Linked DNA regions of Homo sapiens: all the other regions are linked to region 2. The links are chromatin contacts, found by Hi-C or POLR2A ChIA-PET in ENCODE. All regions are on one chromosome and are shown on one strand. Each heading gives the region's core, a stretch centred on a gene start or an enhancer-like site at or near the end of the contact. The rest is flanking DNA. Distances are from core to core; before and after follow the strand shown.

Evidence for each region. Hi-C counts contacts between places; a loop is a spot of excess contacts on that map. ChIA-PET counts read pairs that join two places held with the same protein, here RNA polymerase II (POLR2A). Pooled maps may share reads with other maps.
Region 1: a loop to region 2 is called in a map with no recorded cell type, with 8 times the contacts of the local background. The contact joins two enhancer-like sites. A Hi-C loop is called at or near these places in 6 of 37 single-sample maps with no recorded cell type and 10 of 50 pooled maps. POLR2A ChIA-PET finds 5 or more read pairs at or near these places in 7 of 52 experiments (HEK293, MCF 10A, T-cell and 3 more).
Region 3: a pooled map shows a loop between it and region 2 (3-fold over the local background). The contact joins two enhancer-like sites. A Hi-C loop is called at or near these places in 2 of 168 maps with a recorded cell type or tissue (naive thymus-derived CD4-positive, alpha-beta T cell and tibial artery), 11 of 37 single-sample maps with no recorded cell type and 14 of 50 pooled maps. POLR2A ChIA-PET finds 5 or more read pairs at or near these places in 12 of 52 experiments (CD4-positive, alpha-beta T cell, CD4-positive, alpha-beta memory T cell, GM10248 and 7 more).

The regions. Positions count from the first base shown.
Region 1 is chr5:76,581,118-76,584,289 of GRCh38, reverse strand. The region is part of intron 5 of IQGAP2 (IQ motif containing GTPase activating protein 2); the gene reads right to left. Among named protein-coding and RNA genes, the nearest start is that of F2RL2, 41 kb to the left of the region's middle. RefSeq lists an enhancer at 1,974-2,063. Within about 2 kb of position 1,874, at least 4 of the 41 ENCODE cell types and tissues checked have a DNase peak (open chromatin) inside an H3K27ac peak, as active enhancers do.
Region 2 is chr5:76,519,787-76,523,235 of GRCh38, reverse strand. All of the region lies in intron 2 of IQGAP2 (IQ motif containing GTPase activating protein 2), which reads right to left. Among named protein-coding and RNA genes, the nearest start is that of F2RL2, 100 kb to the left of the region's middle. Within about 2 kb of position 1,900, at least 5 of the 41 ENCODE cell types and tissues checked have a DNase peak (open chromatin) inside an H3K27ac peak, as active enhancers do.
Region 3 is chr5:76,555,037-76,558,450 of GRCh38, reverse strand. All of the region lies in intron 2 of IQGAP2 (IQ motif containing GTPase activating protein 2), which reads right to left. Among named protein-coding and RNA genes, the nearest start is that of F2RL2, 67 kb to the left of the region's middle. RefSeq lists an enhancer at 1,530-1,649 and a silencer at 1,178-1,672. Within about 2 kb of position 1,495, at least 4 of the 41 ENCODE cell types and tissues checked have a DNase peak (open chromatin) inside an H3K27ac peak, as active enhancers do.

The DNA of each region.
Region 1 (3,172 bases), core at 625-3,124, 61 kb before region 2:
GATAAGACAGCTGTGCTCAATGATCTTGATGCAACTGTTTTCACATTATGCTCTGTTTATCCATTCATTCATTTAATTACTATTTATGGAACAGCTCCTATATAAAAATATTTTTCTCGGCTGGGCACAGTGGCTCACGTCTGTAATCCCAGCACTTTGGGAGGCCAAGGCAGGCGATCATTTGAGGTCAGGAGTTCGAGACCAGCCTGGTCAACATGGTGAAACCCCATCTCTACTAAAAATACAAAAATTATCTGGGCACGGTGGCACACGCCTGTAATCCCAGCTACTAGGGAGGCTGAGGCAGGAGAATTGCTTGAACCAGGGAGACAGACGTTGCAGTGAGCCACGATTGTGCCACTGCACTCCATCCTGGGCAACAGAGCAAGACTCTGTGTCTCAAAAAAAAAAAAAATTTTCTCTACCATGCTATCCCTAAATTAAGGTACTTAGGCTACCACAAAATATAGGTTTGATGATAACATGAAGTAAAATGTTTATACTAAACTGTTAATTTTCCCCTTTGATGATAAAGAAGTTAGATAGCTATTTCCAATTACATTTTTAATTTCTCCATTGTACAATGTAATATTAATATAAATCTTACAATAAACAAACATCCTGGCTTAAGTAAAAGTTACCACAAGGTGGTGCTGAGAAGTTAGCTTTCTGAACATGGAAGAATCTTTGCTTTTAAATTTAAGTCTGATATTTTCTTAAGCTAATATTGATCAGGTAAAGATCTCATTTGCATATATCAAAAAATCTCATTTACTAAAAAATTAAAAAAAATATTGTATAGTTTCTGTTTGGCCTCAATTTTCAACTTTTTTTCTTTTTTTTTAAATCATTGATGTTGAGGTTTAAACTGTTAGCTTTGGAAAGATCACTTTTCATGGTATGGGCGTTTTACACCTAATCTCTGTGTGGGAGGTGCTTCCCAGCTGATTACTCAAACGGGCAAATGTTTATCAGGAAACTGTGTTTACCCAGTATTCCCATGCTGAAAAGAAACAGCAATAGCAAACTTCCTTCCCAAGCATTTAAATTCAAATGAGGCTGCTTATTACCTGAAGTATATAGGAAATCAAGTCTTAATCTAAAAAACAAAAAAGCCCATCGAATAGAAAAAGTGCCAATCTCATGTAGCTCTTCAACAGTTAATTTATTAAGCACCGTTTGGTACCTAACAGCCAAGTCAAAGGGCTGAGAGCATTCCAAAGGAAGTCATGGAATTAATGTCACCTTTGCTTCTCATGTCTAAGAGAGCACTTTTTGTGAGGTAGCAAGCCTCCTACCACACCAAAAGCTACAGCACACCTGTGCAGCTGAGTGAGGCCAGCAACGGAGGGGTTGCCCAGAGGTAGCTACCGACTCATTGACCCATGTGCTCCTACTTGTACAAATAATATCACTTAAAGTCCAGGAAGCAATAAAGAAAGTTTTAAAAAATACCATTTAGTGTATATCATGAAAGTAGTATATAGTAGTAGTAGTAGTAGTAGTTGTTATCTACTGAACCAAATTTTTCCATCTTAGTCACATACATTACTGCCAATATCACATGGCATTAGTTTTTTCTACCACTTTCAAGATAAAACTAGTGGTATTAGTTTTTTCTATACTTTCAGGATATACACTAAAAGGTACTATCGTAATGAAATGCAAACTTAAAAGGCAGGAGCTAAATTTATTTCAGCTTTCTTGGATCACATTATGTGTAGCTCATTTTGTACTATAACATGTGGAATGAATGTTTGTATATCAAAGCCTCATGGTAGAGCAGAAAGACCACAGGACTAGAATCCAGAAGCGCTGAATCCTGGTCCCAAAACTGGTAAAACCTCAGTGTGTGACTAAGAGCAAGTCACGTAACCCAAGCTTTCAGTTCCCTTATCTGTGAAATGAATGACTTAGACTACAATAACTTCCCAAGGCCCTTCCCCTTCTCAAGTTCCATGATTCTTCATTTAAAACATGTTAAATATAATAGCTGAGAGGCCTGTGCTGAAGTTCAAGTCTGATACCAGTGTTCTTTTAATTTTCTTAGAAGTAGGGAAATAATTGACTTCTTTTGAAGCCATTGGCTGGCTGAATTCATAATAGCACAGGTTCAGTTCTCACATATCCTGGTTTTTACTAACTGTGTGACCTTCGGCAGCCTCTCTGTGCCTCAACTGCCTTGGTGATAAAATGGGAGTAATAATAGTGACCACTGCACAGATATGTTATGAAGATAAAATGAGATTATACCAGTACAGTATTTTGTGCAGTGCCAGGCACATAGTTAAAAGCTCCATTTGTGTTAACCTTTGTTCTTACTATTCTTTGTTAAATAAATGTGTCCTTTGTATACAAACACTTATTGATAACCTATCAAAGTGGTTTTCTTACTTTTTCCAATGCCAAGAATCTCTATTTCACCACAGACTCCATGTTTGAAATAGTTTTATTTACTGAACCAAATTTTTCCATCTTAGTCACATATATCACTGCCAATATCATATCAAAATCCAGGGTTCTATACCTAATTTTCAGCCCCAAACCAAAGGAATCCTGAGGTAGCCTTATCATAGAGAAATTAGTTCAATTAAACCTCCTGAAGAGTTAAATATACAAACTCCAGAGACTTTAACTTGGAATCAATAGCACGTAAGCTGTATGAAGTAACAAGATGTGGTTCATAGTCTCTTAAGAGCTCAGAATTTAGGAAGACAGAAAGGCATAACCACCATACTAATTTAGGACAGAAAGAGGAGGAAAGGGAAAGGAATGGTTCAGAGCACAGAGAGAATTCTGAGCAAGGAAGGACTTGAAAGAAATAAGCAGGTGCAACTGCCTCCCTCACCTTACTTCCAAATACTGCCATCTCCAGATATCCCTTCTGAGAACCTAGGATTAGAGCCTGTCCTTTGAGCTAAGAAACTGTCTTTGGAAATCTTATTTATAAATGCAAATATGTTCACTGTTAGAGATATAATCAATCTGATATAAGGGTTCAATCAGTTTCTTAGGGAAGGAAAAGGTTCTAAGGGAACAGAGTGTTAAGACAAGGAAAGTTATGCATTAATGCCTGAGGAGCAGGTTCAAAGGCCACCTGGTAAGCAAGACAGCCACCTGGCTGTGTGGGAGCTGGCTAGACAAACTCTACTCCACAAAGCTCCCAGAGTAC
Region 2 (3,449 bases), core at 651-3,150:
GTGCCTGCCTTTGGTCCCAGTTACTTGGGAGGCTGAACTGGGAGAATCACTTGAGCATGGGAGGTTGAGGCTGCAGTAAGCCATGATCACACCACTGCATTCCAGCCTGGGCAGCAGAGTGAGACCTTGCCTCACAGAAAAAAAAAAAAAAAAAAAAAAGGCAAAAGAAAATTAAGACTGAAAGAAAATTTGTGAGTTTGCTGATTGCATTTCCTCTCCTTCTGAGGTTAAGATCTTTTACAAAAAGGCATGTAATTTGTAATGGGGATGGATGGTGGTAAGAAAGAAAACGGGGTCATTTACTTAGGCAGAAATAAATAGAAACATAAAAACATAAAATCTCAAGGCCAAAAAGAAACTTAAAAAGATCGATTCCAAAAACTCCTCAATTTCCTGACTAAAGTGATATTCAAAGTAAGTGGCTTCCAAGGCCCTTGTATTGAGTGTCCAAGGCACACAGAACAGATTTCCTTGGTTAATGATTGATCTTTCTACTCTACCATACTATCTCTGCTCTATCAAGGTACATAGGAGTAAAGCTTTTAGTCAATGGTAAGCATTTTAGAATGAATCATACACTGTCACGTTGTAAATTCATTTTGAGTGCTGCTGAATTCTCCTTTCTGCATTCAAGTTAAGTCTGCTGTCAATATACAGAATTTAGCATGCCTAAATGAAAGAAATAAATATAAACATCGTACATTTCCTTGAGGTAAGAAATAGGACTTGAGACCCAACCTTAAGCTGTTAAATGGCCAGGCGCGGTGGCTCATGCCCATAATCCCAGCACTTTGGGAGGCCGAGGTGGGTGGATCACTTGAGGTCTGGAGTTCAAGACCAGCCTGGCCAACATGGCGAAACTCCATCTCTACTAAAAATACAAAAATTAGCAGGGCATGATGGCAGGCACCTATAATCCCAGCTACTCAGGAGGCTGAGGTAGGAGAATTGGTTGAACTTGGGAGGCAGAGGTTGCAGTGAGCCGAGATTGCGCCACTGTACTCCAGACTGGGCGACAGAGAAACACTCCGCCTTTAGAAAAAAAAAAAAAAATTCTAGGGATATGCTCCCTCCTGGTTACATAAAAGAAGAAGGCAGAAAGCAATGTGGCCCAGCTTTGTTTTCTCTCTCACATCAGCTATGGACAGGGCTCCTTAGTGGAGAAGTTTCTGTTTCCATCCAATAACTTGAGAACAAATCCATACCATCTCATTACTTGTAAGAATGATTTAATTGTAAACATATATGATTTTATAGAGATTCTGTTGGTTGCATTTTTTTTTTTAATTATCAATTCTTTTGAATGACACAAACACAGAAATTAGAGGAATTGATCTCCAAGCAGGCCCCAAACTAGCAGCCTCAGTAATGCCTGGAACTTATTCAAAATGTAAATTCTCAGACCTATCCCAGATCTATAGAACCAGAAATTCTGGGAGTGGTACACAATCATCTGTGTTCTAACAAGCCCTCCAGGTGGTTCTGAAGTAGCTAACATCTGAGAGCAACTGAACCAGAACATTCCAAAATGCTACAGTGACGTGTGTTGATGGACTGAAAGTCACGGGACACAGACAGGCACACGATGGTCTCTGGTTCCTAAGAGCTTTCTCTACAGGGGCTCTGAAACTTGTACAAAGCATCAAGCTTATCCAAGTTAGATCACTTTCTGGCAAATATCTATGGCAGACGCTGCCTAAAAGTGAGTCATTTTCCAAAAGTATGGAGGAGTTTTATAAAGACAGAATTTATGACTCAGTTTTCTATTGTTTAAGTGGACAGCTAGTTCTATCCATTACAAATTAGATTTTGCCTGCTTTTCCCCAAAGACAGAAACTGTAACTGAAAATAAAGATGAGAGAAATAGGAAATAGTGACGTAAGTATGCTCTCTGGTCTGTTGTCACTTATGAAAAGCTGGCTAGACCCGTGGAATTGGTACACATAGTCACTGCCCTATTAAAGGGGACCTTCTGTCATTGAGGGCCTGGGTCCAACACTAAATAAGATGGAGATCTGGACAAATAATTATGTTTTCTAGTGTACCTACTGCAGTAAAAGAAACTTAAATCAGATTCTGAAAACATTTCTGTTAGGAAGAAAGGTAAAAAAACAAACAAAAAACCCCCAAACATCAGAATCAATGGATTCTTCAACTTTAAAGAGAGATAAAAACTATAAAACACTGATGAAAGAAGTCAGAGACAATCTAGATAAAAGGAGAGACCTAGGCCGGGCGTGGTGGCACATGCCTGTAATCCCAGTACTTTGGGAGGCTGAGGCGGGTGGAACATGAGGTAAGGAATTTGAGACCAGCCTGGCCAGCATGGTGAAACCTCGCCTCTACTAAAAATACAAAAAATTAGCCGGGCATGGTGGCGTGTGCCTGTAATCCCATCCACTCGGGAGGCTGACGAAGGAAAATCGCTTGAACCTGGGAGGCGGAGTCGGCAGTGAGCCGAGATCGTGCCACTCACTGCACTCCAGCCTGCGTGACAGAGTGAGACTCCGTTTCAAAAAAAAAAAAAAAAAAAAAGAGGAGAGACCTATGATGTTCATGGACTTGAAGATCTAACACAGTTGTCACTTCTCAAAGTGATCTATAGATTTAATGCAATTCCAATCAAAATCCTAGCAGAATTTTTTCAAGGGATAGACAAGCCAATAATAAACTTTATACATGAAAATGGCAAAGGAATTTAAATAGCTAAAATAATTTTGAAAAAACAAAAGTTAGAGTACTCATACTACCCAGTTTTAAGACTTACTATAATGCGCCGGGCGCGGTGGCTCACGCTTGTAATCCCAGCACTTTGGAAGGCTGAGGCGGGCAGATCTCCTGAGGTCGGGAGTTCGAGACCAGCCTGACCAACATGGAGAAACCCCGTCTCTACTAAATATGGTCAACTGGTTTTTGACAAAGGTATAAAGGCAATTCAATGGAGAAGGAGTAGTCTTTTCAACAAGTGGTGCTGAGATAATTAAAAATCCACAGGCAAAAAACCCCCCTTAACTTATACCTTACATCTTATATAAAAATTAACCCGAAATTGTTACAGACCTACATGTAAAACATAAAACTCTTGGGAAAAAAAAACACCCAGGGAATCTCTGTGGCTTTGGATTAGGCAAAGAGTTTTTAGATATGACACCAAAAGCACAAACCATTAATGAAAAAAAAAAAGATAAATTGGACTTTATTGAAATTAAAGACTTTTGCTCTTTGAAAGATTCTGATAAGAGTAAAAAGACAAGCTACACACTAAAAGAAAATACTTGCTTTTTATATATCCAACAAAGAACTTGAATCCAAATATACGAAGAACTCACAGAACTCAACAATAAGAAAGCCGAATTTTAAAGAATGGGCAAAAGAGTTGAGCAGATAGTTTACCAAATGAGCAAATAAAACTTCTATATGAAATGTCAAAGGAGTTTAAATAGCTAAAA
Region 3 (3,414 bases), core at 246-2,745, 36 kb before region 2:
TTAGGTGATTTCACATTAAAACACAATCTGTTTTCAAATAATTACATTTTCAAATAATTATCTTGGAAAAATGCAAGAAATCATTTTTTACACAAAAATATATGAATGCTTTATAACAACCTGGAAATTGGGGTATATGTGTGAGGGGTAGGGGCTGGGGGTAAACTGACAATTGGTAGCAAGAGTAGGGGGAGATAAGTTGACAATTGGGAGCAAGGGGCAGGAGGCAAAAATAAAAGCTCCCCGAAGTATGATATTTTAGAGTTGGGCTTGTTTTTAAAAAGAGGTAATCACATTTTTGTCTATATTAGGATATATGTGCAGTAGGTTTAAAACACTGATACCAGGCCGGGCATGGTGGCTCATGCCTGTAATCCCAACGCTTTGGGAGGCGCAGGCAGGCGGATCACTTGAGGTCAGGAGTTGAAGACCACCCTGGCCAACATGGTGAAACCCCATCTCTACTAAAGACAAAAATTAGCCAGGCATCGTAATGGGCACCTGCAGTCCCAGCTACTCAGGAGGCTGAGGCAGGAGAATCGCTTGAATCTGAGAGGCGGAGGTTGCAGTGAGCCAAGATCGCACCACTCCACTCCAGCCTGGGCGACAGAGTGAGACTCTGTCTCAAAAAAAATTAAAAATAAATAAATAAATAAAACACTGATAGCAAAAACTTAGGTTAGCTACAACCTATTTAAAATATAGCCATGGCTAATTCTTATGACATTATGAACTGCTCAAAGGCAAAGGCCATTTCTTCTTTCTCTTTATAATCCCTTTGTGCCTGGCAACCTGTTTACACAAAGCAAGTACTTAACATATGGTTATGAAAGATTCTGACTGCTAAAAAGAAAGTTTTCCAAGCATCACAGTTACATCATAAAATATTTTAAGATATTGCCAAAGATTTACAAAATGTTACTTTTTTTAACATTAGGCATCAATGGAGATACCTCTTTTTCTCTGCCTTGAAAGTCAAAAGATGATGCTATTATTATCAATGACAACTAGTGTTTATTGAGCATGATCTTTTGCCAAAATCTGGACTTGATACTTTATGGGGATTATCATGGAATCTTCTCATGATGACCCCATAAGGAAGAGATGCTATCAGAATCACCATTTGCTGATGATTTTCCGGTGTTTTTCTCAGATTCTGTTGATTTTCTGACATGATATCTGAGGTTTTCCAAAGCTCAGAAAAGGCTAAGGCTACCCAGCTCAATAAGCTGACAGGGGCCAGCCTCTGCTCCTCTAATTCCAACTTTTAATTTCTCACAACTCACCAAACTGAATCCTCTAGCCTAGTGTAAAACAAAAGTGATAACAAAACACTGCAGGGCTGCTTCCAGAGTAGCGGTAGAGTTCCACGGCTTGGAGACATAGATGTTGTCACTGTTTCAGTATGAGGTCAGAAGATAGTATATTCACTGTCAGGGTTGAGTAGATTCCTGGGGCTTCATTTGTTCTCTCAGAACTTCCTCTTTGTCACCTACCTTGCAACAGGCAGGGTAAATGGTCCAGGTTTCCCCTTGTAGTGCTGTAGCAGGGCAGAGGCAAGATATAGGAAACTTAGAGCCTATTCAAATGCAGTCACCTCCTCAGGAAGGCCCACAGGCCTAGAGCTCTCAAAGGTCCTTCCAATAAGATACAACTTGGAAACTCCTATCAATCATCAGCCAGTCTAGGAGCAACAAACAAGACTATTCTTCTAGGACAGGTGACAGACTCTGCTGACAGAATAACCAGTCAGACTGGGTACTTAACATTGCTCTAAAGGTATTAAAATCCCTCACAATGAAGCAGGAGCCATGATATGAAACTTCTAAACTTGTGCCCAGTCATCATGCGGGCTGACTAGCCTTTGGATTGATTTTTTAAGTATAAGGAGAAAACTTCAAGCCCAGATAGGGATATAGGAGTTAAGAAGAAATCACGCAGGCAGATAGCAAGGGTATGGGAGTCCTTGGTAAGGTTCTTCTTTTTAATGAAAAGCAGCCCCAAATCATTTTCTATCAAAGAGCAGCCAGCAAGCTGGGAGCTTGCACAGGTGAATGCCAGCGGGAACTAAGGAGTAGACATGTTCAAGATGGCGGCTCCATCTTCCCTTCTCTGCCAGCCACCTGTACTGTAAAGGAGCAGACAAGATGGCCCTAACTGGACAGCCCATTTGCATAAGAAGATTAGGGTGGGGAAACCAGCCTTCCCCGCACTATGTAAATGTCATACCTGATTGAACCAATCTATGAGCTCTAGGTAAATCAGACACTGCCTCTTGAAACCCTACTATAACACTCGAGGCATTCACCACCAGCAGGTCCTTTCTGCTGGGAGACCCCCTCCTTTACAGAGGAAGCTGTTTCTCTCTCTTCTCTTCTACCTATTAACCTTCTGCTCCTAAACTCCTTGTGTATGTGTCCTAAATTTTCCTGGCAGGCGACAACAAACCCCAGGGTATATACCCCAGACAATGTAGCTCCTTCAATACCAGAGTCTGCATTCGTAGCCCCACAGCATCTGTAAGGTGCCAAGTGACTGGGTTGTAACCACAGAAGGTGTGGGGAAATGAGTGTGAGAGGTGCACCACCCCTAAGTGTGGCTCAGGAAAACCTCCCATGGATAAACCTCCTCTCTCTCCTCCCCATCTGCTGGCTGGAGAAGGTAGAAGAACTTCCATCAGACAGGGTCCCTGAATAATTGTGTGGTAAAGAACCCCATGTTTTCAAGGTCATTCTTGTTGGTTAAAAAAAAGAAAAGCAGCAGCAGCTGTTGTGTCTCCTCACCCCCAGCCTACACTACTGAACCTTACAGGAGCAGGAATTAAACTGCTATTGCCAGCCTCGGTTTCAGGGGCTTGCTGATCTGTTACATGAACAAGTGAGTGGTACCTGGCCACACCAATACAAATTTTAAGTGTGACTTGTATGGTATGTTGGGGTCAAACTTCCTGTAACAATCACAATGGAGAGACAGTTGGCCTGATGTTCAGGAAGTCTGGCTCTGTGATCACCAGCTATATGCACTGGAACAGGTCGCTTAATACTCTGAGTATTCAGTGTTAGTCCATAAATCTGAAATTATAACGGAATTCAATATGACTGTGTAATTATGTAATATGACTGTGTGTGGTTTAACATCTTTATTGAGATATAATCCACACATCATACACTCAACACTTAACACGTATAATGCAATGGTTTGTAGTATATTCACAGGGTTGAAAGACCATCATCATTATCAATTTTAGAACATCTTCCTTACACCGAAAAAGAAACCTTATATCCATAAACAGTCATTCTCCATTTACCCCCAAGCCCCTAACACACTAATCTACTGTCTTTAGATTTGCCTATTCTGAACATTTCATGTAAATATAAATAGACTCATACAATATGTGGCCTTTTGTGACCTTTC